Linked DNA regions of Homo sapiens: regions 2, 3, 4, 5, 6 and 7 are each linked to region 1. The links are chromatin loops, found by intact Hi-C in ENCODE. Cell type or tissue: PC-9. All regions are shown on one strand.

The links. A loop is a pair of places that touch in the nucleus more often than their neighbours do. Peaks named below come from ENCODE experiments on the same cell type or tissue, not always from the same donor. Only the 100,000 strongest peaks of a DNase experiment are listed, where the experiment ranks them.
Region 2: it touches region 1 in a loop (2.7-fold over the local background); 16 of 110 quality-filtered maps call a loop at or near these places.
Region 3: a loop joins it to region 1, with 18 times the contacts of the local background. A loop is called at or near these places in 2 of 110 quality-filtered maps.
Region 4: it touches region 1 in a loop (5-fold over the local background); 51 of 110 quality-filtered maps call a loop at or near these places.
Region 5: a loop joins it to region 1, with 8 times the contacts of the local background. A loop is called at or near these places in 11 of 110 quality-filtered maps.
Region 6: a loop joins it to region 1, with 6 times the contacts of the local background. A loop is called at or near these places in 33 of 110 quality-filtered maps.
Region 7: it touches region 1 in a loop (6-fold over the local background); 41 of 110 quality-filtered maps call a loop at or near these places.

Annotation. Positions count from the first base shown.
Region 1 is chr3:4,824,108-4,828,107 of GRCh38, reverse strand. The region is part of intron 60 of ITPR1 (inositol 1,4,5-trisphosphate receptor type 1); the gene reads right to left. LOC124906209 (a long non-coding RNA gene) reads left to right here. Exons shown (of 5, transcript XR_007095795.1): 4 at 2,246-2,362. Among named protein-coding and RNA genes, the nearest start is that of EGOT, 75 kb to the right of the region's middle. RefSeq lists an enhancer at 3,063-3,563. In PC-9, no CTCF peak of the experiment used is centred here; DNase peaks (open chromatin) are centred at 1,917 and 3,017; H3K4me3 peaks cover 781 bases; H3K27ac peaks cover 3,282 bases.
Region 2 is chr3:5,055,759-5,059,758 of GRCh38, reverse strand. No RefSeq gene overlaps it. Among named protein-coding and RNA genes, the nearest start is that of ARL8B, 65 kb to the left of the region's middle. In PC-9, a CTCF peak has its summit at 1,758 (motif pointing right); DNase peaks (open chromatin) are centred at 974 and 1,788.
Region 3 is chr3:5,120,282-5,124,281 of GRCh38, reverse strand. ARL8B (ARF like GTPase 8B) reads right to left here and starts at 1,990. Exons shown (of 7, transcript NM_018184.3): 1 at 1,694-1,990. The coding sequence starts at 1,816. LOC124906212 (a long non-coding RNA gene) reads right to left here and starts at 1,223. Exons shown (of 2, transcript XR_007095800.1): 1 at 566-1,223. RefSeq lists a silencer at 1,925-2,184. In PC-9, CTCF peaks have their summits at 1,940 and 2,142 (motif pointing left); DNase peaks (open chromatin) are centred at 641 and 2,091; H3K4me3 peaks cover 2,404 bases; H3K27ac peaks cover 1,955 bases.
Region 4 is chr3:4,877,791-4,881,790 of GRCh38, reverse strand. The region is part of intron 2 of LOC124906209 (a long non-coding RNA gene); the gene reads left to right. It overlaps LOC124906358 (small nucleolar RNA U13), which reads left to right and starts at 3,089; the gene lies at 3,089-3,192. In PC-9, no CTCF peak of the experiment used is centred here; a DNase peak (open chromatin) is centred at 2,330; H3K27ac peaks cover 912 bases.
Region 5 is chr3:4,897,040-4,901,039 of GRCh38, reverse strand. It overlaps BHLHE40-AS1 (BHLHE40 antisense RNA 1), which reads left to right. Exons shown (of 3, transcript NR_125916.1): 2 at 343-499; 3 at 2,341-4,000. Among named protein-coding and RNA genes, the nearest start is that of BHLHE40, 80 kb to the left of the region's middle. In PC-9, no CTCF peak of the experiment used is centred here; a DNase peak (open chromatin) is centred at 2,229; H3K27ac peaks cover 453 bases.
Region 6 is chr3:4,735,000-4,738,999 of GRCh38, reverse strand. It overlaps ITPR1 (inositol 1,4,5-trisphosphate receptor type 1), which reads right to left. Exons shown (of 62, transcript NM_001378452.1): 44 at 3,646-3,836. Among named protein-coding and RNA genes, the nearest start is that of EGOT, 15 kb to the left of the region's middle. In PC-9, no CTCF peak of the experiment used is centred here; a DNase peak (open chromatin) is centred at 2,309; H3K4me3 peaks cover 290 bases; H3K27ac peaks cover 2,594 bases.
Region 7 is chr3:4,720,140-4,724,139 of GRCh38, reverse strand. All of the region lies in intron 40 of ITPR1 (inositol 1,4,5-trisphosphate receptor type 1), which reads right to left. Among named protein-coding and RNA genes, the nearest start is that of EGOT, 29 kb to the left of the region's middle. In PC-9, CTCF peaks have their summits at 1,717, 1,936 (motif pointing left), 3,152 and 3,357; DNase peaks (open chromatin) are centred at 2,489 and 3,219.

The sequences.
Region 1 (4,000 bases):
CAATAAGCTGCTTCAACGCAACCACGTTCCATCTCAGCTTTATCATCTGATGGGCTTTTATACTGGAAAGCTCTGAGCTGAAATGGTTTTACTCAAGGTCAGTCCCGCCTAGACACACCGAGAAAGAAGTGATGGAAGATGTTATCCGTCTCGCCATCTACAGGACTTCATGAAGAACTGAGAAGGGTACCAGCACTGTTATTGACTTAAGAGTGGTTTGGAAGAAAGGTTCCACACAGCTAGATCTCTTTAGGGGGAAAGAGATCATCGGCCATGTGGATGGTCTCCAAATTCCTTAACCCTTTCCAAACCCTCCCCTTTTCTAACCAGCCCCTTGTACTCTGATCCCTGACTCAGACCCTAAGGATCACACCTTCCTGTTTCATATTTCACGAACTCCTATCCGCACTCTGAATGTTGCTTATTGGAATCTTAGACCCTACAAAGGGCACAAGAGACCCTTTGATTCAACTTCCTCATTTTATAGGTGGTAAAACTGAGGCCCTGAAGAGAGAGGATTTGTAAAAGGTGGAAACTCAGTCTAGTTCACCTTGTATAGCTTTCTCATACAAATGACTATCCCTAAATACTAACCTCTTTTCCTCATTCTCACATTCCCTAGAGACATGACAGTAGGCTTCATTGTAAAGACGCAGGTTTTAAAGAACTCTGAATATATATACCTGATGTAGACAGTCATATTCAGAACATTTTCCAGGTGAGAGCAGTTTTATAAGTGCATTTTTATGGTGACACACTTCTCAGTATCATATACTATAGTCCAGCTCTACCAGACACAGTCAATATTTAGAATACACAGGAAATGAAGGAGTTGAAGCAGGGGAGTTACAAATGTAGTTAGGACGTCTGGAAGTAAAGGGCAAGCCGGGCAGCACGGTGGTGGTGCTGTCGGGGCAGGAGCAGGAGGGTGGGTCAGGGTATGGGCGGTGGGGAGAAAATGTACTTTTGGAGCTTATCAGATCTGCCAAGTTGAGGAAAACGTGCATGTATGCAGGTATTTCATGTGTATAATAAGCATGTACAAACTCATACATCGTTGGACGAAGTAGCCAATGGGGAGAAGTGGTTTCATGCACAGTGAAGCGAGTCTTCAGTGGCTGACGGAACAATGTCTGTGCATAACCCTCATGTCCTGCACAGTCTCACAGACTAGACTCCTGGGTATACCTGACTCACGCCCCATGCTCTCCCTTAGCACACAAGCTCCTTCAGGGAGGATCATGGCTCTGCTCAACTCATTGTTACAAACGGCACCTGGCACACCCTCCACGAAGGTCAGAATGTAGGAAATTCGGAGGAGAGCACTGGGAGGTCAGTGCAGAACCGGGGCCCAAACGCCAAGTGCCTCACAATGAAAGGAAAGTGCCAGTGAAGTGCTGCACGGAACAAGGGGTGATTTCATCCTCCCTAGACTAAAGGGCAGAATGTGTTCTAAGGCTGGGTGGGGAAACTTAAGCTCAGCAACTGCTTTGTGCAGCTGCCACTGACACGAACCCAAGCCCAAGTGCACAGGGTGGGGTGAGAGAGGCCTGGCTGGCTGGCTGGGCGGCGAGTCCAGTGACGCTGACACACTGTTTCCAGCCACCGGGAAGCCAGTGCCAAATCCCTCTTCACTCCTCCCTGCTCCGATATTCTTGACTCTGCCGTGGTGCCAGCTAACTTCAGGGGGCATTCTGGGAATCGTATTTGGCAGGCAGCACAGGCTGTATCCTCACCCATGGTTAAGGGCTTGTCAGAGCCCAGGTGACATTTTAACCAATGCTCGTGGCCTCCCAGGTTAGGCCACAAGGAAAGCTGCTGCTCAGCACTACCAATGTTGAAATATCAATATTCTAGGAACATACCTAGGCACTCCCTTCCTGCCAGCATCCTCACTGGAATTCAGAATAAAAGCCCAAACCCATCATCGTGCATCTGCACGAAGCAGAAGGTGTCCACGGCACTTTATCAACAGCCAGGAGCTGCCTGCTTCATGCACAGAGGAGGTGCACAGGCGGGCAGAAAGGTCAGACCAGGGTTAAGTGCACGCCCTGTTGGACTCGCCCTTCCTCTCTCCTGCACCTAAGTGCTGTCTGGCAGGGACTCCAACTTCTGAGTTCCTTAAAGTGAGACGCCCCATGATGGCTGTGTGAATTTTCAGGCTCATTTCGTGGCTCCGGTCACTGCTGCCACCATCTTTTCCCCCAAACCTAGGTCCTTACTCTTATCTAATCATGATCTGCAGGAAACTCTCCTCCCACCAGCCCCTGCACTTGGTTCCTTGCGTTGCCTCTGGCTGGAAGCTGTTGTCCCCAACTTCAGAAAGTGTCTGCAGATTTCACAGGCTCTCTCTTGGGTCAAGGTAAGACTTCAGCCAGTTCCCCTTTTAAACAGAAGGTAGTGACACGCAGGTATTAAGTTTCCATTTTGATCTTTTGCCCTTGTTAACACGTTGCTTTCTGTATTTGCTTCCTGTGTCATCTTATCAAATACAGATAAGCACAAGGGCCAGATGTCCTACTGCTTTTGAATCTTCTCATAATGTTTCCTCATAGATGTTTAGTAGCACTGAATTAGCTAATAGAACTTATTTGCTTGGAAATGTTACCCAGGAGGTGCTTGTCAGGCAAAAAGGCTCTTTTGCATGTTACTTTTTTTGAAGCAAATTACCCGCAGCTCTCAGGAAAGCATTTTTCAGGAATGCGGGCTCCTGGGCTCTCCCCTCCTAAGCAAAAGCACCCCACCACCTCCTGAGAGCATCCCACTTGCTGCCACATTGAGCCTACTTTTGATCTGGAAAATTGCTCCTTTGCTTCTGGATCCTGTATAGCTAGTTTCTGAAGAGGTCAAGTGAACTAACCCGTAATGGAACAAACTGGAAAATCTCCAATGGAATGTTGAGGGCAAGGAAGAGGGAGCAGGAGAGGCAAAGAGAGAAAGTAGGGAGGTGTCTACCCCCACTGTGAGAAAAACTCAGCACCAGGCTTAAAGGATGATGGAGCAGACATTCTCATGTGTAATTATTAGGGAGTTAAAGTCGTTCAGATGAGTCACCTGGGTGTGGAAGCTCCAGTCTGGCTGTGGTTGTAGTGAATCGTCCTTCTCCTTTTACTTTGACACCTCTCAAATCTGGCCACCAAAGGACATGTCATTCCCTGTTTCAAGCTAAGGTGAGGGTAGTGAAGTTTCTCATATTTCAGCAGGTCAAAATTAACATATATTTCAGATACATCCTTTGCAAGGGCTGCACTTGATACCCCTTCCTGAACTCCTACCGTCTCAACAACCCCTAGGGTTGTGAAGTGGTTGTCTGAGCAGTGGTTGCTGGCGGCAGCAGCTCGGAAAGTCACACCCCATCTAACTCCTGTCTTACTGATTTATGCATGAGCCGGTCAGTATCCCCGGGAGATCCTCTTTCCCACTCTCCTCTCTACCCGCAGAGGGGCCTTTCCTGCATCTTGCCTCTTTTAAAGGAGGCTAATTCAGTATCACTCGGGGTCGGGGCTGGGAGATGAGCCAGTCCAAGTCTAAGATGCGCCAGTCCAAACCAGATGCCGCCAGCCAGCCAATGGCTGCAGACTGACAGGAGGGCTGTGTGCATGTGCACACAGGTAACCACATGCGGATATGTGGGTCAGGACAACCTGAGGGTGGGTTCTGGTTCAGCAGCTCTGGATTTCAGTCTTGGCTCTAGCACTTCCCAGCGCCGCGACCCTGCAAAAGTTGCTCGACCTTCCTGAGCTTTAGGTTCCCATCTATAAAGTGTTAATAGTACCACCTACCATGCTGTGATGAGGATTGAGTGAGATCATGCACATACAGTGTTTATTTTCCGCACACTGATTACACACGAGCTATTCCTTACTATCCAATCTGCCCTTCCCGAGGTAAAGCAGAGCCCAGCACAGACTGCTCCTCCAGAAACGGCAGCGCTGGTGCATTCCAGAACACTCTAGCTACCATGGGGGGGCAGGTTCTCCCCCGATATTTCACTGTCCAC
Region 2 (4,000 bases), 230 kb before region 1:
GGGGGGACACAAAAAGTCTATGTCATGGACTTTTTCTTTCAGGAGCATAGCTATACTGCACTAAAGAACTAAACACTAGACACTATTTTTTTTTTTTTTGAGTCCTCATGACATACCAGGCACTGTGCTTGGTTCTTTACAGGCATTTTCTTATTTTGCTTCATAACAATCTGTTGAGGTGGGTAGCATTATGTCCATTTTACAGAGGCTCAGAGATGTTAAGTCACTTGCTCTAGGTCACACAGTGGATAGGTGGAGATGTTAGAACTTGAAACCAGCCGGGTGCAACGGCTCACGCCTGTCATCCTAGCACTTTGGGAGGCTGAGGCGGGTGGATCATCTGAGGTCAGGAGTTCGAGACCAGCCTGGCCAACATGGTGAAACCCCACCTCTACTAAAAACACAGAAATTAGCCAGGAGTGGTGGCAGGCGCCTGTAATCCCAGCTACTCGGGAGGCTGAGGCAGGAGAATTGCTTGAACCTGGGAGGTGGAGGTTGCAGTGAGCTGAGATCTTGCCACTGCACTCCAGCCTGGGCAACAGAGCGAGATTCCATCTCAAAAACAAACAAACAAAAAAGACAGAAAATAAAAAACTTGAAACCAGATCTCCTCACTCTAAATCCACACAGTTAACCATTTCCAGAGAGTGTCTCTTGTCCATCTTCACAGCTTCCTAATCCCATAATTTGAAATGCTAATATCCTGCGTTGACAGAGCCATAATTAGTTTAATTACACGATATTTTGTGATGTGCTCTCTAAGTCACCTGTAGCCCTCTCCAAGGAGAAGGGAACCATCTGGGAAAATAACAGAAGCCCAGATGTTCTCAGCATTCAGGATAGAAAGGCATGAACAAACATTTTTCTCTGTTCCCAATACTGTCAAAGCTAATGCTATGGTCTCCTCCCTGAAACTTAAGCCACAATCAGAACTTACTTCATTCTCTGTTTTATTAGCTTGGAATTGGCCCAAGATAAGGTTAGCCAATCAAAGAGTCTGAGAAAACTGCAACCAATTGCCCTGAAAAATATGCTAAGCCTGAACAGATTTATTCAACTTTGCTTAGTGGGTGGCTTCTCAGGATGAAGGCCAAGATTTATCATCTGGTTGGCTTTGCCTTTGATTATTCATTGACTGGGATGACTTTCTTCCCATAAGCTGATACAGTCTCCCATCTCAGAGAGAGGGGGAAAATACAAAACACCACATTGTCTGATTCATTCCAAACAGAATGTTTCTAAGACAGCCAGACCTGTGCTACTAATGCATATTCCCTGTTTTCCCTTTTGAATTCACAGCAGTAGATTAATGAAAAATTTAGTGATGGGTGGAGGGGTGCAGGCAGAATGTTCTACTGATTCCACTGGGTGTCTATTCAAACACATATTTCATTTGCTTTTGCTTTTTTCAGACAGGGTCTCATCCTGTCACCCAGCCTGGATTGCAGTGGTGCCATTACGGCTCACTGCAGCCTCTGCCTCCTGGGCTCAAGCGATCCTCCCACTTCAGCCTCCCAAGTAGCTAGGACTACAGGAGCACACCACCACACCTGGCTATTTTTTTTTTTATCATTACTTTTTGTAGAGAAGGGGGTCTCACCATGTTGCCCAGGCTGATCTAGAACTACTGGGCTCAAGTGATTCCCCCTGCCTCGGCCTCCCAAAGTTCTGGGATTACAGGCATGAGCCACACAGTGCCCCGCCCAGTTCATACTTTTGACAAACTAGAAACTTCTTTCTGCCCTGAAGGGTGTGTTAGAAAATGCGAAGAAATGACCAGCAGGTGGTGTGCATGCCCCGTATCTCATAGACATGTACTCAAGGCTCTGCTAAGAGCTGCTTGCAGACACCAAAAACTTGTTTTGTTGCAAGACGTAGACTATGTGTAATATAGACTGGTGCATTCTTTCTCTCCCTTTCCTTTCTTTAAGTTCTTTTTCTCATCGCTCAAAAACCTTTGCAATAAAGGTGTTTAAAAACTGGAAAATACAGCCACCATCCAATGTCTGCTCCCACGGCTTTAAATATACCTATATGTTGATTACTTTGAAATATATTAATACACCTCCAGACTAAACTCATCCCTGGAACTACAACTGCCTACTTGACACCCCACTTAAGTGTCAAATATGCTTTTCAGAAGGAATTTAACCAAAAAGGAACTCTCACTTCCCTGACCCCTCTGCCTGCCAAATTTGTTCTTTGCCATCTTCCGTATTTCTATAAATAGGATTACCCTCCACATAGTTTCTCAGGCATGAATCCTAGGTGTGACGCTTTAGTGATCCCATTGTAACACAGACACACACACACACATGCGCGCACACACACGCATGCATCACTCCATCAGCAAATCCTATTGGTTCTACCTCCACAAGACATCTTAAATCCACTTATTTCTCCCCATCTCCACAGCACCTCCGTCATCCAAGCTGCCATCCTCTCCTGCCTGGACACTGGCAATGCCTCTGATTTGGTCTCCATGCTTCCACATGGATTGCCAAGCAAGCTTTGATGGGATCGTCCTGTATTTTCGTGTATAAATTCCAGCACCAAAAAAAATATGGCTTCAAGTTCTTTTTTTGTTTGTTTGTTTGTTTTTTAGACAAAGTCTCGCTCTGTCGCCCAGGCTGGAGTGCAGTGGCGACAGTAGTGCTTGATGTTTGTGTTTATATTGAAAAAAGAGTTAGGATCTAGGTTCAAAAAATAAGTTTTTTACCTGCACAAATGTCTGCAAAAAAGAGTAATTTCATTTCCTTAAAACTCTGGTTTTTAGTCTGGCCACAGTCCCTATTTCTTTTTTTTTCTTTCTTTTTTTTTTTTTTTTTTTTTTTTTTTTGAGACAGAGTCTCACTCTGTTGCCCAGGCTGGAGAGCAGTGGTGCGATCTCAGCTCACTGCAACCTCTGCCTCCTGGGTTCAAGCAATTCTCCTGCCTCAGCTGGGAATATAGGCATGCGCCACCACGCCCAGCTAATTTTTATATTTTTAGTAGAGACGGAGTTTCACCATGTTGGCTAGGCTGGTCTCGAACTCCTGACCTTCAGTGATCCACCCGTCTCTGCCTCCCAAACTGTTGGCATTATAGGCATGAGCCACTGCACCCAGCCAATTTCTTAAGAGAAATGTTTTTGTAGCATTGCCTTTGCTACCCTGAATTGAACCTGATAGATAGTAAAATCTACTGATACACATAATATCTAAAAATAAATATAAAGTCCTGGCTGTCATATGAAGGAGAAATAAATGAAAATAACTTATAGTACAACAACATGTATTTCAGTATGAAAATCTTCAAGCATGACTCTGACCGTACAGGAAGATGGTGAAGTAGTCAGATGTTTGCCATCTACTTTAAATAAGTGCATCTGAATTTCAGAGTAGTGAGACAATATTCAAAAAATACTGCTGACCCTTTTACTTTAAATCTGCTATTTCAAAATAATGGTCAGTTAGGCATACCTAAAGTCTCCATGAATGAAATAGCTGTAAGTGACGACTGGTACAATTGCATGGCACTATCGGCTCAGATTCCAAGGGTGGTGCTGCTGTCAATGACATCATTTTCCAAAATGGCAAACAAGTCATGGTGAAGTCCGAGGGCCTTCCTTCTATTTCCACAGTAGCAGCATTCCTGGGAAGTTTGGTGTTTGTGTTTATATGAAAAAAAAAAGAGTTAGGATCTAGGTTCAGAGAATGAAAAATGTTTTTTACTTGCACAATGTCTGGTAGGACATTACAAATCTTGGGGGATACAAGTCCGTTTTTGCCCCATAAGCCAGTTTCTCACTGGCCCTCAAAGCAAATAGGACATCAGACTTCCCCATCTCCACCGCCACACCCCTACAATCCTGTGACAACCAAAAGTACCCTCACAAGTAAACATCCCCTAAGGATGGTACCACCCTCTTTGAGAAACACTTCCTTGAAGTCATAAGTTGTAGGAGAACTTCAGGTCTTTCAATAGTTCCTTGGGTTACCACAATCCCTACCACATACCC
Region 3 (4,000 bases), 300 kb before region 1:
AAAAAAAAAAAAAAAAAAAAAAAAATTAGTGGTATTAGATACACATTCCACTCTTCTATTCCTGCGGAAAGATAGTCATTCCAAGCGCAAAAAATCATAATATTACAATAGGAGGCCAGGCGCGGTGGCTCACACCTGCAATCCCAGCATTTTAAGAGGCCGAGTCGGGCGGATCACATGAGGTCAGGAGTTTTGAGACTAGCCTGAGCAACAAAGCAAAACCCATCTCTACTAAAAGTAATTAGCCGGGCGTGGTGGAGGACGTCTGTAATCCCAGCTACGCAGGAGGTGGAGGCAGGAAAATCGCTTGAACCTGGGAGGTGGAGGTTGCAGTGAGCTGAGATCTCGCCACTGCACTCCAGCCTGGGGGACAAAGCGAGACTCCGTCTCAAGAAAAAAAATTAATAATAATACTACTAGAAAAGGAGCCGAACAACAAGCAGGTAAATCTTCCTTATATACATCATTCTTCAAAGGACTTTGGGGTTTCTGCTAATCTCTTTTTCTCCAAGACTTACTCATTCCTGTTGCTTTATTAGTGCAAGGACTAAGAATCACAAGTTACCTATTTTCTCAAACATGAAAGCTGTGTTTGAATCATCTTGTGTAACCTAACCAGTCGGACAGCTAATCTTCAGGATTTCAACAGTCATCGAAAAGGTGGAAGAACTGCTGCCATCTCTCTTCAGAACAGTTCTAAAACTCCCCTGGCGTGTACAAGCCACTACCAGCTAAAACTGAGTCACAACAACTCTTGGGCTCTAAATAAAGATCGAGGCGAAATCTTTCACTCCTATTTATTTCCCAACCAACCAAACAAGCAAAACGAAACAATCACCTTTCTACTCAATCATTGCTGAACAAACACCACATTCTATGTAAGTCCTCAGTGCAATTTTCCTTCCACCCATTCCCTAGGCCTGCTAAGCTATGTTCCTGCCCAGTACCTTCTTTTCTCTTCAAGTGAAAAACACCATTTAAAGACCAACTCCTCTTTCGCAGGGTAGTTAACTTTATGCTAACTGCAGATCCATCTTATCTAGTCGCTTAAGACAATTAACTCTTAGCTTAATAAATACTATGTATTGTGGGCTAGCTGGAGCTCAGCAATGAGCTTGGTCTCCGCGCCTGGGGGACGGGTGAAAACAAGTAACTGAATTAGATGGGACCAGCGGCCCACAGAATTCAGGAAGGCGCTCACACTGGTCTCCCGCTTTCACAATGGGTCTATTGGTCCAAAGTGGCAACTTAAGAGAGGCTCTTAATGCTTACGCTTTCTCGTACGGCTGACGGATTTGCCAAATCCCACCCTTTGGGAAAGTGACAGACTGGACTTAACTCTTTGGCTGCCCCTACTGGGCAAACCCAAGGGAAACCCCAATCCCCAAGCGCTTTAAAAATGTGACGAGTTCAATTTAACTCTTTCCGAGCCCCCGCGGCGTTGAGGACACAGCCCTTGGAAAATGTCTACACTGACTTAACCCTTCCGCTGCCGATCTCAGTGCTACTCCCCGCGCCGCCAACACGCGGGAAATTCCAAATGCTGGCCCTCGGGAGATGACAGGCCCAGCTTCGCACGCCCCCCGCCATCAGTCCCATCGCGCCGAGGGGGGCCCCAACTCAGGCCTTGGAGAAGCGCCGGGCCGGACTCCTGGCTGCGGAGCCCCGGGCGAGTGAGTGGGCGGGCGCTCACCGCGATGACATTGACGAAGGTGGTCTTGCCCGAGTACTGCAGCCCCACGAGCGTCAGCTCCATCTCTTCCTTCCAGAAGAGCGAACGGAACCAGTCCAGCAGGCGGGAGATGAGCGCCAGCATGATGGCGGCCGGGAGCGAGAACGGACGGGAGGACGGACGAGCGGCGGCGTCGACGACTTCCACACGAGCGGGCCTCCGCCCGGACCCTCCAACGGCTCCTTGGTGCCCCGGCGCGACACGGGCGGACACCGGCGGGCGGCAGCAGCCAGACCCAGGAAGCCGAGCGGATCATATGACTCGCCCTACCCCCCACGCCCGTCCCGGCGCCGCCGTCGGCACCCACGGCAAGAGCGGCGCGGCCAATCCGGCCAGGCCCGCCCGCCGCTGGCATCGCCACCTGGTGGGCATGCTCCGCAGCACAGCGTACCCTCGGGCCCCCTTGAGGCTTTCTCTACATTCATTCATTGTTGGTTCATTCGTCATTCATCCACTTATACATTCGTTAATTCATTCATTCATTTTTTGCTATAATTGTTCATTAACAATCTGCAGGAAGACTTCAAGACTCTGGAAGAGTTGGCGTGGAATAAAAATTCCTGTCCTACATTTTTGGTAGTAGCAAAAGATAGTGTTAACTTAAAAATGACACCGTTTATAAATTTAGAAAGGAGAGCATTATTTCTTAAGAAGGGGATTATAAGCTGTAGGCAGGACGTGCAGCCTCGGGCCAAAAAAAACAAAAGTAAGCACTTTGAGAGAGGGAAGGGTGCAACAAGAATTTATATTGAGGAGTTGGCCAAGTAAACATATTTAACTTATGGAAGGAGCTATTAATATGTATGAAGGTGGTCTTACACACATAGTGAACAAATCTGTATGTTGCATATGACCTATGTTCATTTGGGGTGGCGACTTAACATTTAAATGTATTATAATCAGGCAGGGCGCGGTGGCTCATGCCTGTAATCCCAGCACTTTGGGAGGCAAAGGTGGGCAGATCACCTGAGGTCAGGAGTTTGAGACCAGCCTGACCAACATGGTGAAGCCCCATCTCTACTAAAAATACAAAATTAGCCGAACGTGGTGGCATGCACCTGTAGCCTCAGCTGCTTGGGAAGCCGAGGTGGGAGAATTGTGTGAACCCAGGAGGCGAAGGTTGCAGTGAGCTGAGATCATGCCACTGCACTTCAGCCTGGGTGATAGAGTGAGACCCTCGTCTCAAAAAACAACAATTAAAAAATAAATAAAGTAAAAGTATTATAATCAGGCCCTCCACATCAGAAAGTGAATCAGGGACGGGAAAGGTATTGAAGTGCTTGGCCTCTGTAAAACCAGCCAGAACTGGGCTGGGCGCGGTGGCTCACAGCCTGTAATCCAAACACTTTGAGAGGCTGAGGCAGGTGGATCAGGAGGTCAGGAGTTTGAGACCAGCCTGGCCAACAAGGTGAAACCCCGTCTCTACTAAAGATACAAAAAATTAGCCCAGGCCGGGTGCAGTGGCTCATGCCTGTAATCCCAGCACTTTGGGAGGTCAAGGCGGGCAGATCACCTCAGGTTGGGAGTTCAAGACCAGCCCGACCAACATGGTGAAACCCCGTCTCTACTAAAAATACAAAAATTAGCGGGACATGGTGGCACGCGCCTGTAATCCCAGCTATGCTGGAGGCTGAGGCAGGAGAATCGCTTGACTCCGGGAGGCAGAGGTTGCAGTGACCGAGGTCATGCCACTGCACGCCAGCCTGGGTGACAGAGCGAGACTTCATCTCAAAAAAAAAAAAAAGAAAGAAAGAAAAGAAAAAGCCAGCCAGAACCAATGCATGGATGCATGGTTAGTTGTCTCTTAACAGGAGAAAGTTACAGAAATCAGTCTCTTGTCTAATCAAAGCCATAGTTAGGCTTGTGGAACAGGTCAGTTAGCCTGCATCTGGCAGAGAGTTGTAACTGTTTTAATTGTGTTTATCTCCAGGCCAGTGCTGGTTTAGCTGGTAGAGAAAAAGAGAAACCTTGCACTTAGTCATTTAACTCTTGCCTAGTATGGCCTTAGGTCCTGTTTATAATTTGGTATCTAATTGTCACAAAGAGTCTGTTCTGTCAGTCTTGTGATCTCTATTTTAACGTTAATGTTGGTCGTTTGTTGTTTCTTTCTTTTTTTTTTTTTTTTTTTTGAGACGGAGTCTCGCTCTGTCGCCCAGGCTGGAGTGCAGTGATGCGATCTCGGCTCACTGCAAGCTCCGCCTCCCGGGTTCACACCATTCTCCTGCCTCAGCCTCCCGAGTAGTTGGGACTACAGGCGTCCGCCACCAC
Region 4 (4,000 bases), 54 kb before region 1:
TTTAAACATGGTTTTTCCTGTTAACAAAGTTTGCATTGGTTGCTTCCTTAAGCAACACCTTCAGAAATTTAAATGCGTTTGAAATGATGTGAAAATATTATTCATATCAGAGCTAATTCTGCAAAAGCTGAAATCTTGTGGAAAAAAAAAATCTATTTCAAGCGAAATCCCCTAAATCCCAGGGAACCTCCATATACTCAGACCAGAAATATTTTTTGATTCTACATAATGTATTTTAAAGGGATAAATGGATCAACTGGGCAGAGAGTTGGAAGAAAGTGTTTTAGCTCTGCTTCTGAATTCCCCAGTGTGATCGCTGGGAAACTTCACCATAAGTTGCATTCATTGTAGGGCAGTTTTGTCGCTTAAAAAAATATTTTTAATTGGAAACAGCAAGCTGGTTATATAATTGTAATTGCAGGATTATAATGAAAATATCAGGCCTGCAGGTTTTACATAATTACATGCAAAGTCATGTGCAAGAGTGGAAAAAGGGAAGAGCAGAGATATGTCTAATTATTTACTCTCTGTGGGGTGTACACAGATTATTTCTGGTGCAATTTAATCTGGAAGATTATATAGCTGAGAATAAGATATCAAATAGATATCCTTGAGACACCAGAATCTCATGAGTCAGTTGCAAACATCAGGCACGCAGCCTGCACTTGATGCTGGATAACTTGCTGATGTTGTATTCCTGACTTTCCTTAAGCAAGGTCTGTTCGAAAAGCTTGAAATTAGTATTCATTTAAACAGAGAAGCACTGGAACCAGCTGGCATTCTGTAAATGAAATCAATGGAACGGGAACGTTGAATAGTTTTTTCTTAATTATTTTGCTAGGTCGTCACTACAAATGGCCAAATCCTAAATCAGCTCTTTCACTCTTCTAGTGTTGACAAGGAAGTCGTCAACACTAGCATTTTACAGTGTTTAATGAATTATTTTCCAAACATACATTAAGTTTACTGTAAACAAGGGTATTTATAAGAATACCATGACTATCTGACATTTAGGTAAGAATTATGTCGTACTCTAGGAAAAAGAGAAAGCAATTTCAGTACTATCAGAACCTGGAGCAGAACTTAGTCTTGGGTGGAGCTGACATATGAAATTGAAATTAAAAAAGAAATCAAAGTAACTCTCCAAGTTTTGGACAGGGTATTTTTATTCTTCAGAATATCGATCCTGAAATTAGAGTGAATACATCAAAAGTGTGTGTTTAATTTCTTCAGTGGAAACATGAACTCATCCCTTGGGGAAAAATATCACTAATTGTACATTGAATAGTTTTTGCCCATAAATAGCAACACGTATAAATGCAAATACATGAAGTCAAAATTAATTTTAAATACTTCCTCAGTAAATGTAGAGGTTTTTATTAATAATCTAAAAGAAGGAAAAAAAGCATTACTGAGAAAATCTCCATTTTTTTTTAAAGTTTATGAAATGTGAGCATTGAGTTACTTTCTTGTATGACATGATTGACCCATATGTGAATTTTTTCTAAGAATAAGGAAATGGGTGAATTAAAATTGGGACTAGAAGGTTGGATGATTTAAAGGCTATGCTTATTTAAATGTTCTATTCTCTCAAAATAGTACATTTTTGGGCTTGCTTGCACAATAATGAAACAGCCTACTTGAGGTAACTTAACAATAATCCCAACACTTTGGGAGGCTGAGGTGAGATGACTGGAGCCCAGGAGTTCGAGACCAGCCTGGGCAATATAGCGAGACCCCATCTCTCCCCCCGCCCCCCCAAAAAAATCATTGGACTAAGGTGGAAGGAGACAGGGCAGCTGTGAAGTTGCTGGTATGAGGGACGAGAATTAATGTAATGGTGGGCAGCAGGTGATGATTCTGTGGCAAAGCAACAAAAGCAGGGATTATAATTTATTTCTGTTTATAACCATCAACACCTAGTTTGCCTTTCACTGTTTGCTGATTTTGTTGCCTGGGAAGCATGAATCTCTCTGATTCCTTTTTAGTGGTTCTTCATGAAGCCTACATGTGAGAAATGAAAATTGAAAATGCATTTTTTAAAAAGGAAAATAAAACTGGTATAAAATCAAATTACTCCGGCTCATGTATAATAAAATACATTAATCCTTTCCTAATTATTTCATTCTACGGTTTGTGGATTTTTTTTTTTTTTTTTTTTTTTTGTAATTAACGAATTTATTAAGCACCTTCTATGCTTGAGGGAATGACTTTGTCTCTATTTTTTCAGCAAATTATTTTGTGTGGGTGACAAAATGTACGTTCCCTTGCATGTAATATTTAAGTGCATATTAAATGTCTAATATGACTCAGGTCACAAAATTTCAGAAACAAAGACAACAGGAACTGTCAGCTCAGGAAAGTTTGTTTGCTTTTGAGATGGAATCTCACTCTGTGGCCCAGGGTGGAGTGCAATGGCATGATCTCAGTTCACTGCAACCTCTGCCTCCCAGGTTCAAGCAATTCTCCTGCCTCAGCCTCCCGAGTAGCTGGAATTACAGGTGCCCACCACCACGTCCGGCTAATTTTTATATTTTTAGTAGAGACAAGGTTTCACCATGTTGGCCAGGTTGGTCTGAAACTCCTGACCTCAGGTGATCCACCTGCCTTGAACTCCCAAAGTGCTGGGATTACAGGTGTGAGCCACCATGCCTGGCCAGGAAAGTTTTCCTGAAAGAGACTAGTCAGTTTTTTTCTCTCCTTCTACATATTGCCTATAATTTTCCAGGAATCAGAGAACTGGATTATTCATGCTTAGAAAGGAATAAAGGACAGGACTTAAAGGATTCAGGAATTTTTTACATAATCTCGGACGACTGCTTAACTTGTCACTGGGGACACTTTGAAGGTGTGGGGTGTTTGTGTGTGTGTTTCACACCAATCTTTTTTTTTTTTTCTGGAACTTTTCTTTCCTGAGTTAGTGGCTGAAGATGCCATAGAGGGAAGCAGAGGTGATACAGAGAAAGGCTAGGATAACTGAATGACAAAGCAGTGGTTTCAGAGGGTTCATTGCAGCCTCTGGATCTGGGGACGGGTCTTACAGGTAACAGCCTGTCTAGGGAAGCAATTGGAAAATGCCATTTCTCTGATTCTTCTATAGTTCATGAGCATGATGATTGGGTGTTCATGACATGTGTGAGATGTGCCACCCTCTGAACCTTGTTCCCACATCGGCACATTATCCATCTAACCTAAAAAGAAAAAAAAATGTTGCTCCCCTCAGGTGTGAGGGCAGTTGAAATTAGAAGGGAAATCAATACAGCACAGAAATGACAAAACACCTTGGTTTTCAGGAGGAATGGGGTGAGGGGCACATATATTTGAAGTCATGGTGAGATTTTTTCATCTCTGAATATCTTACCTAATGGGCTCCCTGGATTCTTTTTCTGCTCTTTGGAATCTCATGGCTTACGTCTTAGATTTCTTCTTTCCAACAATTACTAAAAGCACAGAAACAGACATTCCTGACTGCTCATTTCTTTTTTTTTTATTATTTTATTTTATTATTATTATACTTTAAGTTTTAGGGTACATGTGCACAATGTGCAGGTTAGTTACATATGTACACATGTGCCATGCTGGTGTGCTGCACCCATTAACTCGTTATTTAGCATTAGGTATATCTCCTAAAGCTATCCCTCCCCCCTCCCCTCACCCCACAACAGTCCCCAGAGTGTGATGTTCGCCTTCCTGTGTCCATGTGTTCTCATTGTTCAATTCCCACCTATGAGTGAGAATATGCGGTGTTCGGTTTTTTGTTCTTGCGATAGTTTACTGAGAATGATGATTTCCAGTTTCATCCATGTCCCTACAGAGGACATGAACTCATCATTTTTTATGGCCGCATAGTATTCCATGGTGTATATGTACCACATTTTCTTAATCCAGTCTATCATTGTTGGACATTTGGGTTGGTTCCAAGTCTTTGCTATTGTGAATAGTGCCACAATAAACATACGTGTGCATGTGTCTTTATAGCAGCATGATTTATAGTCGTTTG
Region 5 (4,000 bases), 73 kb before region 1:
CCTAAAAAGCCATGAGACCTCATCAGCCATGGAAGAATCTATGTAAAGCTGAAGGAATTTGGCCCTTTAATGATGCACAAAGACGTATGCATGGATTTTGCAAGTTCCTACTTTCACCTTTATAAATGCTGGGTTTCATCCATGTTTTAATTGACTGGAGTTTTAAACAAAATAAATACAGATACCATAGTGTGTAATTTTAGAGATTTTTTTAAGTACAAAAATGTATTTGGGCCCCAAAATGTATTTGGACTATGTGCTGCAATTGATCTTTCACCATATGAGAAATCCAGGCCCCAGCTGATTTTTTGGAGTTAAGAATGATTTTTTACATTTTTAAAGGGTTGCAGAAAAGGAAGAAGAATCAGCAGAGAGCATTTGTGGCCAGCAAAGCTTAAAATATTTCCTAACCGATCCTTTGCAAAAAAAGTTCACCCACTCCTGTAGTCAGCAGCTCCCCTACTGTGCGCAGTCAGTGTGCCATCTCAGACTAGCAAAGGTGAGTAAAACCATCCCTGCCCCTAATCAATTTACAATCTGCATCCTCAGGGCAAGAGCCTAGTAAGCAAAAGGCAAAATAAGATGGCGCCAGATAAGGGCTTCAAAGGAAGAGAGACCAGGTTTGGTGGGGAAATAGGGGGTGGCTTCTTAGCAGGTTTTCTTTAGATGAACCTTGAAGATAAAAAGAGATTTTGATGAATAAGGGTGGGTGAGATGCAGAGGGGGTCAGCGCTGTGTCCTGGAACCAGTGAGTGATTCCATTTCAGAAGCACCCGGGGAGGCTAAAGGGTAGATTCTAAGGCCAGAAAGAGAGGAGAAGGTCGTAGGCTGGAGACCATGATGAGGAGTGTATACAGAGGGAGAGAGGAGAGATTCCTGCACTTAGAGGCCAAAAGGACAACAATTTGCACTTTTACTTTGGTGTCGGAAAGAACCGTAGTCTCATATGGTTACACGGAAGTGTTTTATGATAATCAGTGAAAAATGAGGAAAATAGTCTCTCTTAGGCTGAGCACCTAGGAAATGAGTGGCTCTTGGCTGTAAGTCAATGAACAGCATTAATATATGCAGTTACCAAGTCATCATTAACACATAAAGCACTGCAGGGTTTCAATCGATTCATCAGAATTCTTGAAAGTCCTATTTTAAGGCAGTTCAAACAGAGGCGAGGCAGCTGAACCTGGTGAGGCTGCCAGGAACAGCGAGTTCTGCCTCTGAATTTGCTCCTGACTCAGTGCCTGACCTTGGGCAAGCACTCAACGTCTCACTATCTCAGTTTCCTCAGCCATAAAATGGGGATAACAGACCTTAGCCACCTCATAGGAGTGTCATAAATGTCTGCAAAAACCTTTCAAGGTAAGTGCTCCTGGAAACGGACAAGGTGGGGAGGGTTCTTTTTCAATCGTCTAGGCGGGAAAATGAGGTTATCAAAATTAAAATAGGAGACTACTTTGTGAAACAGAAATGATTGTGGATAAATGATGCAAAGCCGACAGATGATTAAAGGTACCCATAGTCTACCAGTTAAAATCTCTGTCAGGATTTTCTAAATTAACGTCAGGACATCTTCTTTGTTGTTGTTTAAGGATGGAAGAGAATATTAAAAATCAGACAGGACCACCTTAGGGTATGTGGTCTCACATATCTGTTCTATTTGCTTTTTCGAAGCTTAGAATATTCTGCTCAATTCTCTGGGTATTACTCAGTTATAAAGGTGCAGAGGGATGCATCTCCTTCTGCACTTTCTTTACTCTGTAGATTTTCCTAATCTGTCCTAGAGAGGGACTGTGGCAGGGTCTGCAGACAGAAGGGCTGCCTTGTAGCCAGCCATCTTTGTATGACCTCTGCCATTGGCCGTTGGTGGCCGAGAAAGACACTGAAGTCTCTCGAGAAAGCTGAAGACCCAACCCTGAGATGTACCCACACTGCACCTGGAGCAGACAATTGGGCTAGAAGACAAGTTCTGCTCTGCTCTGGAAAGTGTGAGTGGTAAAATATTTATTAGGATCCTGCTGAGAAGACTTGCCATTTTAACCTTCTCTCTCTCTCTCTCTCTCTCTCTCTCTGTCTCCTTTTCTTTCTTAAATAAATTTTTACCTTACAGTTGTCCAGAGAGGAAAGACAGGCCAAAATAGTTCAGTATGCTGTCTTACTGGGAGGACAACAGCTTAAGCCACAAAGCCCTGAGTTTGACCCTAGAACTCTGTGGCTACTGGTGACTCATCTTGAAAATTATCAGATTGAATCTTCTCTACCGGTTTGATAACAACTGATGAGTGGAAAAAGAACGCCAATCAAATGTGCATGCTTAATAAGCAGCCTCCTTATTCCCCTCTGCAGATTTGTGCTTGGATCATCTACACTTCCCTGAATGTTGAAGAAGATATGCTATCCATGCAATCCTTGTCGACTGCTTGATTAAAAAGTGGATAAACTGTCTTCAGGCCCTTGGAGTATGGTGTCTGTGTGAAGAAGGGAATGAGGCAGAAGTAGCAGTCAGTGGTGGCTGAAGTAGGAGAAAGTGCTTGCTAATGAAATCTTGATTTTTCTGTGGCTTTTCTGTGCAATTGGGTGGCTAAGTAGGAAAGCCATTGGAGCTTCACTGTATCAATTCTGCCTTTCTTGTTTTTTGGAACTCCAATTCACCAAGGCTCCCTGCCACCCTATCCATCTATAACTTTTCATCACTTTTTCCTCAAAGTAAGAAGTGTGTCCCAGAAAATGTGCCTTTGTGACTCAGCAACATTTCAAATCCATCTGAGCCTTCCCAGCGTTCCAAAAGAAATACTGATTTGAATTCAGCTGCTTAAAAAACCAGTCTCTAAGCAGACAGCTTGAAACTTCCTTACAGCAATAGTTTAGGCTTTGGAGGGGAAATTGGTTTGTTTTTAATTGTTTTAATTTTTCATTCAATTCATTTGCCGCCTGATTATATATGATCTTTTGAGCCCAATACTCTGCTAAATTAACCTTGACTTTCTTTCTCTCTTTCTCTCTCTCTCCTTCTCTCTTTCTTCCTTTCTTTCTTTCTTTTTGACAGAGCCTTGCTCTGTCGCCCAGGCTGGAATGCAGTGGCACAATCTCAGCTCACTGTAAACTCCGCCTCCAAAGTTCAAGCAATTCTCCTGCCTCAGCCTCCTGTGTAGCTGGGATTACACACGCCAGCCACCATGCCTGGCTAATTTTTGTATTTTTAGTAAAGATGGAGTTTCACCCTCTTGGCCAAGCTGGTCTCGAACTCCTGACCTCAACCTTGGCCTCTCAAAGTGCTGGGATTACAAGCATGAGCCACCATGCCTGGCCTTACCTTGATTTTTTTTTTTTGAGACAGAGTCTCACTCTGTTGCTCAGGCTGGAGTGTAGTGGCTCGATCTTGGCTCACTGCAACCTCCATCTCCCGGGTTCAAGAGATTCTCCTGCCTCAGCCTCCCAAGTAGCTGGGACTACAGGTGTGGGCCACCACGCCTAGCTAATTTTTTATATGTTTACTAGAGACAGGGTTTCACCATGTTGGGCAGGCTGGTCTTGAACTCCTGACCTCAGGTGATTCACCTGCCTCGGCCTCCCAAAATGCTGGGATTACAGGTGTGAGCCACCACACCCGGCCCCTACCTTTGATTTTTAAGTCAAGAGGGAACAAGTCGAAATTTCTATTCAGGTAAACTGTATACCTTTGGACACTGAATCACTTTTAGAACCCCAGTAAAAATCATGTATGAATGACCCACAATTTCACTCCAACAGGAAGGTGTGTATATGTGCACAAAAACATTAGATTGTTCACACCGGTGCTATTCATAATAGTCAAAAACTGGAAACAACTCAAACATCCATCAACTGTAGAATGGATAAATAAATCATGATATATTCATACCATGGAACATAACAGTGACAATAAATGAACCACTGCTACACACAACAGATATGAATTTCACAAACAGAATGCTGAGCAACAGAAGCCAAACACAGAAGGATACACATTTATAAATCCATTTGTATG
Region 6 (4,000 bases), 89 kb after region 1:
AACCATCGGCCTCCTGTGAGACACTGGGTTAGACTGGGCCCCCCAGGGGTCACAGAAGCGGGGAGGAGAAAACAGCATGTGCGTGCGGCCACACCCGCACCCTTCCATCCTGGCATGGATCCACAGGCCCCCACACCACCCCTGCGTTCCCCCAAGAGAAAACATCCCTGCTCCACACGTGGCTGAACTGCGGTAACTCCATCATGGCATTTCATCTACAGCCTGGGTGTATGAGTAATAAATGTGTGAAACCATGAAACTAATATTCATAATGACCTTACAAGATAAAGAACTTGAAGGAAAAACAGCTTCTGTGTGCCTGGCCGTCACCATCAGGGTGCTCCGTGAAAAACATGGCATCTCACCAGAGCCACAGACATCGTCTCCCCAGGAGCCTCAGTGCTGGCGGCCCTCAGCCCCACCAGCCACTATACTTCATTGTTAGTCCTTAATTAATGGTGCCTTTGTGCACCTGGTCATCCCGATGCCAAGCCCAGAACCGAATGGGGCCTCTGACTTCTCTTCCACGTCTAATCAGACGCCATTTCAGCCAACATTTACCAAGTATCAGCAGGTCCAGGCCTGGGCCTGGTGCAAGGAGTGACAGGGTCTCTGTTTGTGACATCCTGTCCCTCACCCCCACCCCTTTAGTCCCAGCAAGGTTCAGAGTCTCATTCCCTGCCCTCATTTCTTTTATTTGTTGATTGACATATAACATAGGTACAGTAAAGCACACTAATTTTAAGCATATGGCTTACTGAGTTGTTGTTTTTTTTCTTTTTTAAACTTTTATTTTAAATTCAGGGTTGCAATTGCAGGTTACATAGGTAAGCTTGTGTCACTGGGGTTTATCACATAGATTGCTTCACCACTCTGGTATTAAACCTAGTACCCATTAGTTATTTTTCCATCCTCTCCCTCCTTCCGACCTCCACCTTCCGAAAAGCCCCAGTGGGCGTCGTTCCCCCTATAAGTGTCCATGTGTTCCTGTCACTTAGCTCCCACTTATAACTGAGAACATGCGGTATTTGATTTTCTGTTCCTGTGTTATTTTGCTAAGGATAATGGTCTCCAGCTCCATCCGTGTCCCAGCAAAGGATACGATCACGGAGTTTTAAACATGTGCACAGTCATGTAACCACCACCCAAACAAAGAGGTCGAATATGTTTCCAGCACCCAGAGAGCTCTCTTGTGCCATTATGAGAAAATATCCTCTCCCAAGATATGAACTCTTTTATCAGAGATTTAAGTTCAGGTTCTCATCAGCTCTTCCACAAATTACTGCCCATTAACTTTTTAATTCTTAGACTGCCTCCTTGGGACCCTGCTTTCCTCAGTTTACCTGTCCTCTACTGCCAGGTGTATAGTCCTCCGTTACAGCTCCAAAGCCCCTTGGAGGGCTGCACTGCTCCTATATATGAACCCCAACCCCCATCCAAGGCCCTTCACTTCTACATAGCACTCCTCGGTCTGAAAGACCCAACCGCTGTTCTGGAAACCCAACTGCTGCTCTCACACCTCTGGGCCCTCTCTACCATGGAATATGACAAAGATTCCTTATGCCCCAGGTCCATGCCCAATTTCCCCCTTTCAGTCCCATGTCCATCCTTGAAAGCCCATTTCATCCACAGACCGTCTGCAGGCTCCCCAGAGAGATGCTGGTCCTTCTTCCTTGGTGGTTCCCCGGCATCACTTCTACTTCTTGGAGGGCACTAAATGTCATCCTTGAGACATAGCATCGTATGTGCACATCCACGTATCCTTGTTAGAGGTTCAATTTCTTGAGGACTGAGATTCTGGGATTTCTCAAACTGGTAAAGCTTTGAAATTTGGGGAAGGGAAGGAATAACAACCTAGGGTTTCCAACTTCTAATTTGGCCAACAGAAAAAAAAAATCTATCATCCATAATCAACACCATTTCATTAAAGAAGACACTGTGGCTAAGGATAAAGATTGGAGAGATATAATCTCAGAAAAAAATGGCCAGGTCTTCAACCTGAATCCATTGGTTTATGAAAAGTTCACCACATTGTCCTCATTTTCCACACTTGACTATGCCTGGAGAAAATCCTCACAGACGAACTGGCTCCCATGTCTGGAAACCACTGCCCCATCATCGCCCCTGGTATAGCAGCACATACGCAGAAAGGGCTCAATGACTATTCAGTTCAACTGCTCTAATCACAGGAAATCATGTGGTTCTAAGACAAGGAGCATTTCAGCTCTGCTTCCTCCCAACACAGGAGCCCAGAACACAGCAGTGGCTGGGCAACATTCCATTGATGAGAAGGACTGCAGGACCCACCCACACACACATGACAAAATAAAAAGCAATCCCAACGTGTACGACTCGTGCCCACGTGACAACTTAGACAAGCAGTGGGCCTTGCCACTGGCCCAGGTGCCTCACTCATTGTCCCAAATCCCAACCTGGTGCAACACGTGACAATGAACTTCAAAAGTGTACGTTGGGGGAAGCGGGGATTGGAAGGCGAAAGAAAAGGGCCACCGCAGTTGGCTGCACAGGTTGTGCCAAGGCACAAGGGTGCTGGCTGGAGGAGCAGGCAGGGACTGAAATCTCACCTGTGCTGCACCTGCCAAGCCAGGCACCCTGGCCGGGGGCACACTGACTCACAGGAAGAAACGCCCTTTACAAAGTTGCACAAAGAACCAAGACTTCATTAACCGAGACTCCGAATTTCAGTTCAAGGCCAAGAATATGTCAGGTCAAATATATACATCAGGGTGAATTTTACAGTATGTGGATTATATCTCAATAAAGCTTTTATCAAAACATATGTGTGTGTGTATGTGTACACGAGTCTGTACATAGATACACGTCCAAAAAAAAAACTCTTATTCAGAGAGCTAACAAAGAAGGAAGAGTGCATAAAGGAGGTATTAAAAATATTTAAAGGGATCATATATAAAAGTTATGTTATTTATGTATTATTAAAATTCATGTTCTAAGATGACTGTTGTGGAAGAAAAAATCATGAAAATTGTTTTTTAAGGACATCTATAAAAAGTGAACTAGAAATAGAATTTGAGTTTTTATTATTAGTTTTAAATATATATCATACCTACCTTTCAAAAAGTCATCTATTCATTTCTGACTAACATAGCCTGGTATCTCTAGTATTTCAAATTGATTTGGCTTTATTAAACTTTCAGTTAAAAGGTAGGTAAATTTATCAGAAGCAACAGCTGTGGTATCTATAGATACATAAAAGTTAAATCTTCTAAATAGCACACACAGTTCAAACTCTTTGGTCATCTTGTGATGAGATCCCCTACAATCTTGGATAAAAACTGTAAATAAACTTCATGCAATCATTTACTTATTCAACAAACATTTATGGAGTGCCCACTATGTGCCAGATCTTAGGCCAGTTTCCTTTGCGTATTCTCAGTGTTTTATCAGTTTTCAAATGTAACTCATGTTCTGGAACCAAGTCTGATTTATGACCAAATGATCACAGCAGGATACTAGCAGAACTCATTTTTCAAAACAGAATTTTGTGCCCTCAGAATGAGCTGTCTCTCAAACAAGGCTTGGTACCACCCAGACATCTGGCTCCCAGAACAGACTCTCCTCCTGCTCAGCAGGGATGCCATACCAGTAGCCAAGCTGCCTTCCTACCTGGATGGTGGTGTTGCCTCCTTCCAGAAGGGCAATGGCCAGGAGAATGCTTTCATGGAACACTCGGTCACTGGATGCGTTCATGATGAGGTCGATAACTAGATTGGAAGCCCCCTCCTTGTCAAGGTGACACTGAACCTCGGCCAGACTCATCTCACCCCTGCTCATAGAGCTGGATCCGGAACCTCCCCCTAAGAAGATGGAATATTGTTTTTACTAAGCACAATCAGAACAGCTAATGTTTGCTGCATACTTACTACGCACCAACACTTTATGCACTAAATGCTTTACCCATGTTCATCTCTTTTAACCCTTTTAATCCCACAAGGAAAATACTGATTATTAACACAGAGCG
Region 7 (4,000 bases), 100 kb after region 1:
CTCTGAAGCATGCAGCCTCCTGCTCGGGGTGGGGAGGGACAGTGCTGGTGGTAGGAAGGACATGAGTGGGGAAGGAAAGTAAAAGCAGAGCACAGGTAAAGGTATTTTCAAAATGATAGAAAGATCACAATCCAAGAATGCATTTTTAACTCTACCCTTACATTCTGTATGCTAAAGAATTAAAACTGTGTAAACATTTTTGCTATCTTCCCTTAGTGCAAAAAGAACATATGAGAAAAAGCAGAATTAAAGCAATTTCCCATGCATTTTAGAGCAGACAGAGATATAGACAGAAGTATTATATTCTACTATTTGCATGGGAAACCCTCCCACTACAGCATCCTTTATACTGATCCAATATGATCAGAACAAAAGAATTATAGGCATGGATTCACCATAGGAATGCACGGAGCTACCCTCTTACCCCTTTGCCAATCAAAACAAAAGCAAAAGAAAATAAAGATGGAACTAGTATGTCGTCTGTTTGAATTCTCTTGCCTGTGCTCTCTTTGTCCAGAGAAGCATCTTGAATTCTTTCAGAATAGAAATAGGTAGTATATATCTATTTCTTAATCACCCGGCAGGGATTATGTTTTATGATTGTACTGACACACTATTTCCTCTGTTAAACTGCTGTCATGCTTGTTCTAAAATTAGTTTAATTAATTCTTAAAACAAAAATTAAATTTAAATTAATAACTGTCTTTTCCCTTGAAAATTTTACGAAGCCGTTTGAGAAAACAGAGGATGCTTTGCATCTTCAAGAATCGTGTCTAACCAGAAAAACACTTTTCAATGTGATCCCTTCGTGGAATAGACTGGAAAACCCCAGAGCACTGCATGAGCATCCTGTGACTATGGCTCATCCAGGGTTTAGCTCTGGCTCTCTGTGTGGCCCTGAGCCAGTCACTGAACCTCTCTGGGCATCCACTTCCTGACCTACTCAAGGAGGACAAAGCAAATATTCTTTTTTTGTGTGTCTGTCTGTTTTTGTGATGGAGTCTTGCTCTGTCTCCCAGGCTGAAGTGCAGTGGCATGATCTCGGCTCACTGCAACCTCCGCCTCCAGGGTTCAAGCGATTCTCCTGCCTCAGCCTCCTGAGTAGCTGGGACTACAGGCATGCACCACCACACCCAGCTAATTTTGTATTTTTAGTAGAGACATGGTTTCACCATGTGGGCCTGGCTGATCTCGAACTCCTGACCTCAAGTGATCCGCCTGCCTCGGGCTCCCAAAGTGCTGGGATTACAGGTGTGAGTCACCACACATGGCTGCAAATATTCTTTAGGATTCCTTCTAACTAAAATACTAATTAATCCTTGGTTTATTTTCAGTAAATTTCATTTCACAATATCTAGCTGGCAAGTTCCCTAAATAATCCAACCCATGGGCCAGGCATGGAAGGGGCCAGGCCATACATGGTATCTAAGTCGGTAAAACCACCCATAGCCTATACTAGCACTTCCTTCTAATGCGGATGTTGGCTATGTTTCCTTGAGGATAAGGTTATTTTATGGCAATAAGCTGTAATTTCAATAAATATAAGCATATTAATAGGATATATATGTTCAAATAAGATCTGTATAAATACAATGTATAATACCCCAAGGAAAAGATAATGTTTAGTAAATGAATAAATGGAATTATATTTTTATTGTCACGTTTTTTACATGAAAGGTGAAGCCCTCATTGAACATGTGTTTAGGGGGAACATTTTGAGGGCACGGGCTCTCTGAAATTCCCATGTTCTGTATTCCTGCTTAGTCCCAGGACCAGTCACTGCGTTCAGGCGCTGGCACCTCCAGTCAAGGCCAATCTCACACATCAGCAGGCGATTCATAGTGATCTGATGTGCTCTGGTTTTGAACTGAGAAACCAACTAGTGCCCTCTACTGCCTCTTCATATTTACTCTGCAATCTTGTCTTCCCAGTGTTTTTAGGCGAGGTGAGCAAAACCTAACTTAATAGAAAAATGACTCCCAATGAATGGCTTTGAAATAGAAATTCAAACTGCACCTCAAGTCACTGAATCTTAAGTGTCCTTCCTGGATGAGGCCACGAATCAGGCCCTCATTATGGTACCTTGGGTAGTAACTGAATATATGCATATGCGACACTGATCTACTCACTTGCAACACATAATGTACCCAGCATTTTATCAAGGGACAAATTTCTACTACAAATGAAAGAAATTATACTTTATCATTCTTAAATGAAAAGGAGCACACAGACTTCCTAAGGTGACTATTTCTGGTGTCTGCACAACAGCACCCACGCACATCCATCCATCCGCTTCATGTGTGCCTATCACAGACCAGCACAGATCGCGGCCTGCAAATACCCTTTGTTTTCTACTGCCCTCAGCAGTAATCCCCTTCCTACCCTGGGGCTTCTAGAATTTTCCTTTGAAATGGGATGTCTCTTTCTATGACTAACCTGATAGAAACCGAATGCAATTCAAAAAATGTAACTGTACCGTAGATCTAGTTATCAGCAAATCAAAGACAATTTGTATCTCCAGCCGCTCGAATCAGTCTTCAGAGTTCCTTTCCACTCACTCATAACCTCAGAGGAGACCAACAGTGAACAGGCTTGCAAATATGTTTGCTGGGCCCGATCCTGCATCAGCCTCTGAAAACCCACACTAAGAAAACAGAAAGCTTTAAAGAAAATTGAGCTAAAATAGAAGTTATCTAGCATTTCAGTAGAACAACTTTAAATCTTCCTATCTGCTGAGACAACTATCTTTACTAACTCTATTTGTTTTTAGAAACAGAACTAAGCAAAAATTATTTAGCTCCAACAATGTGGTTTCACCTACAGTTTATAGGACAAGCTCATCAGAACCCAATAGCAAAGTTCATTTTTTAAAAACACATTCTGACATGACCAAATTATACAACTTCAGTCATTACGGAATAATCTCAGTGATATGCATATATATATATATATATATATATATATATACACGCACACACACGTATCTACACACAGACATATATAAATATATATAAATATATATATATATATATCCCTCCACTGACTTTGCAATAGGTTCTGTATGTTCTGAGTTGAGTTTGCTCTGTGGTTGCCAGTGTCTAACAGTAAACAGCCCCACTGCATTTATTGGCAATTACTGCTGAAGGTCACACATCAGCAGTGAGCCTAAATTCCAGGAAAAAAAGCAGCTCTTATGTAACTGCTGCCTGAACACTGGCAGGTACCCAACCCAGCAGTTCACAGCAATGTAAAAAGTAGGACATCTCCACCCTGGGTTGGGCGTCATGAGAACGCCCCCTGAAGGTGAAATTTAATCACTCTTTGTTTCTCCTGTTTCCCCCTCTACCTCGAATTTTACAATGGCATCTTTTGCCGGCAGAAGCAGCTCAAGTAGGAGAAGTCGAGGAGTTAACATATGCAGGCTGCAGCCGCCCTGAGTAGCTGGAATGTGAATTTAGCTTTTTTGTTGCAATGCAGGAGGGCAAAGTTGCTAGCTGGCACCAATGGCTCCAGAGATTCCACAGTTCCAAGGAGGCAGTGATTCAGTGGGAATCACATCTCAAATACGTAGAAACAGACACGTCCACTGAACCACAGTACCTGCTTTCTAAACACACCAATCCCTTCTACAGACACATCTATGAAAACTAGGTGGACTACTGTTCTGCTCACCACCTCGGGAGTACTTCGCTGGAACTATCCGTTTGATTAGTGCAGCACTTTAAAGCATAGGAAAGCAATTCACATGATTACCTGTTGGGGCCACTCACCTGTCATCACCTGATCTCCTAAGCCGCTACCTGGCCTCCCTGCTTAGGTAGAAGTCCCCGGATTCCATGAGCTTCTCCTTTCTAATGTGTCTCACAGCTGAGAGCTGTCATCTTGCATGAATCTGTATTATTGTCCCTTTGCCCCCCACAAAACTGTAATCTCCAGAATGGCAGACACTGTGCCCATTTGGGGCACCACTGTATCCAAATCCCCCTGGACGTAACAGGCA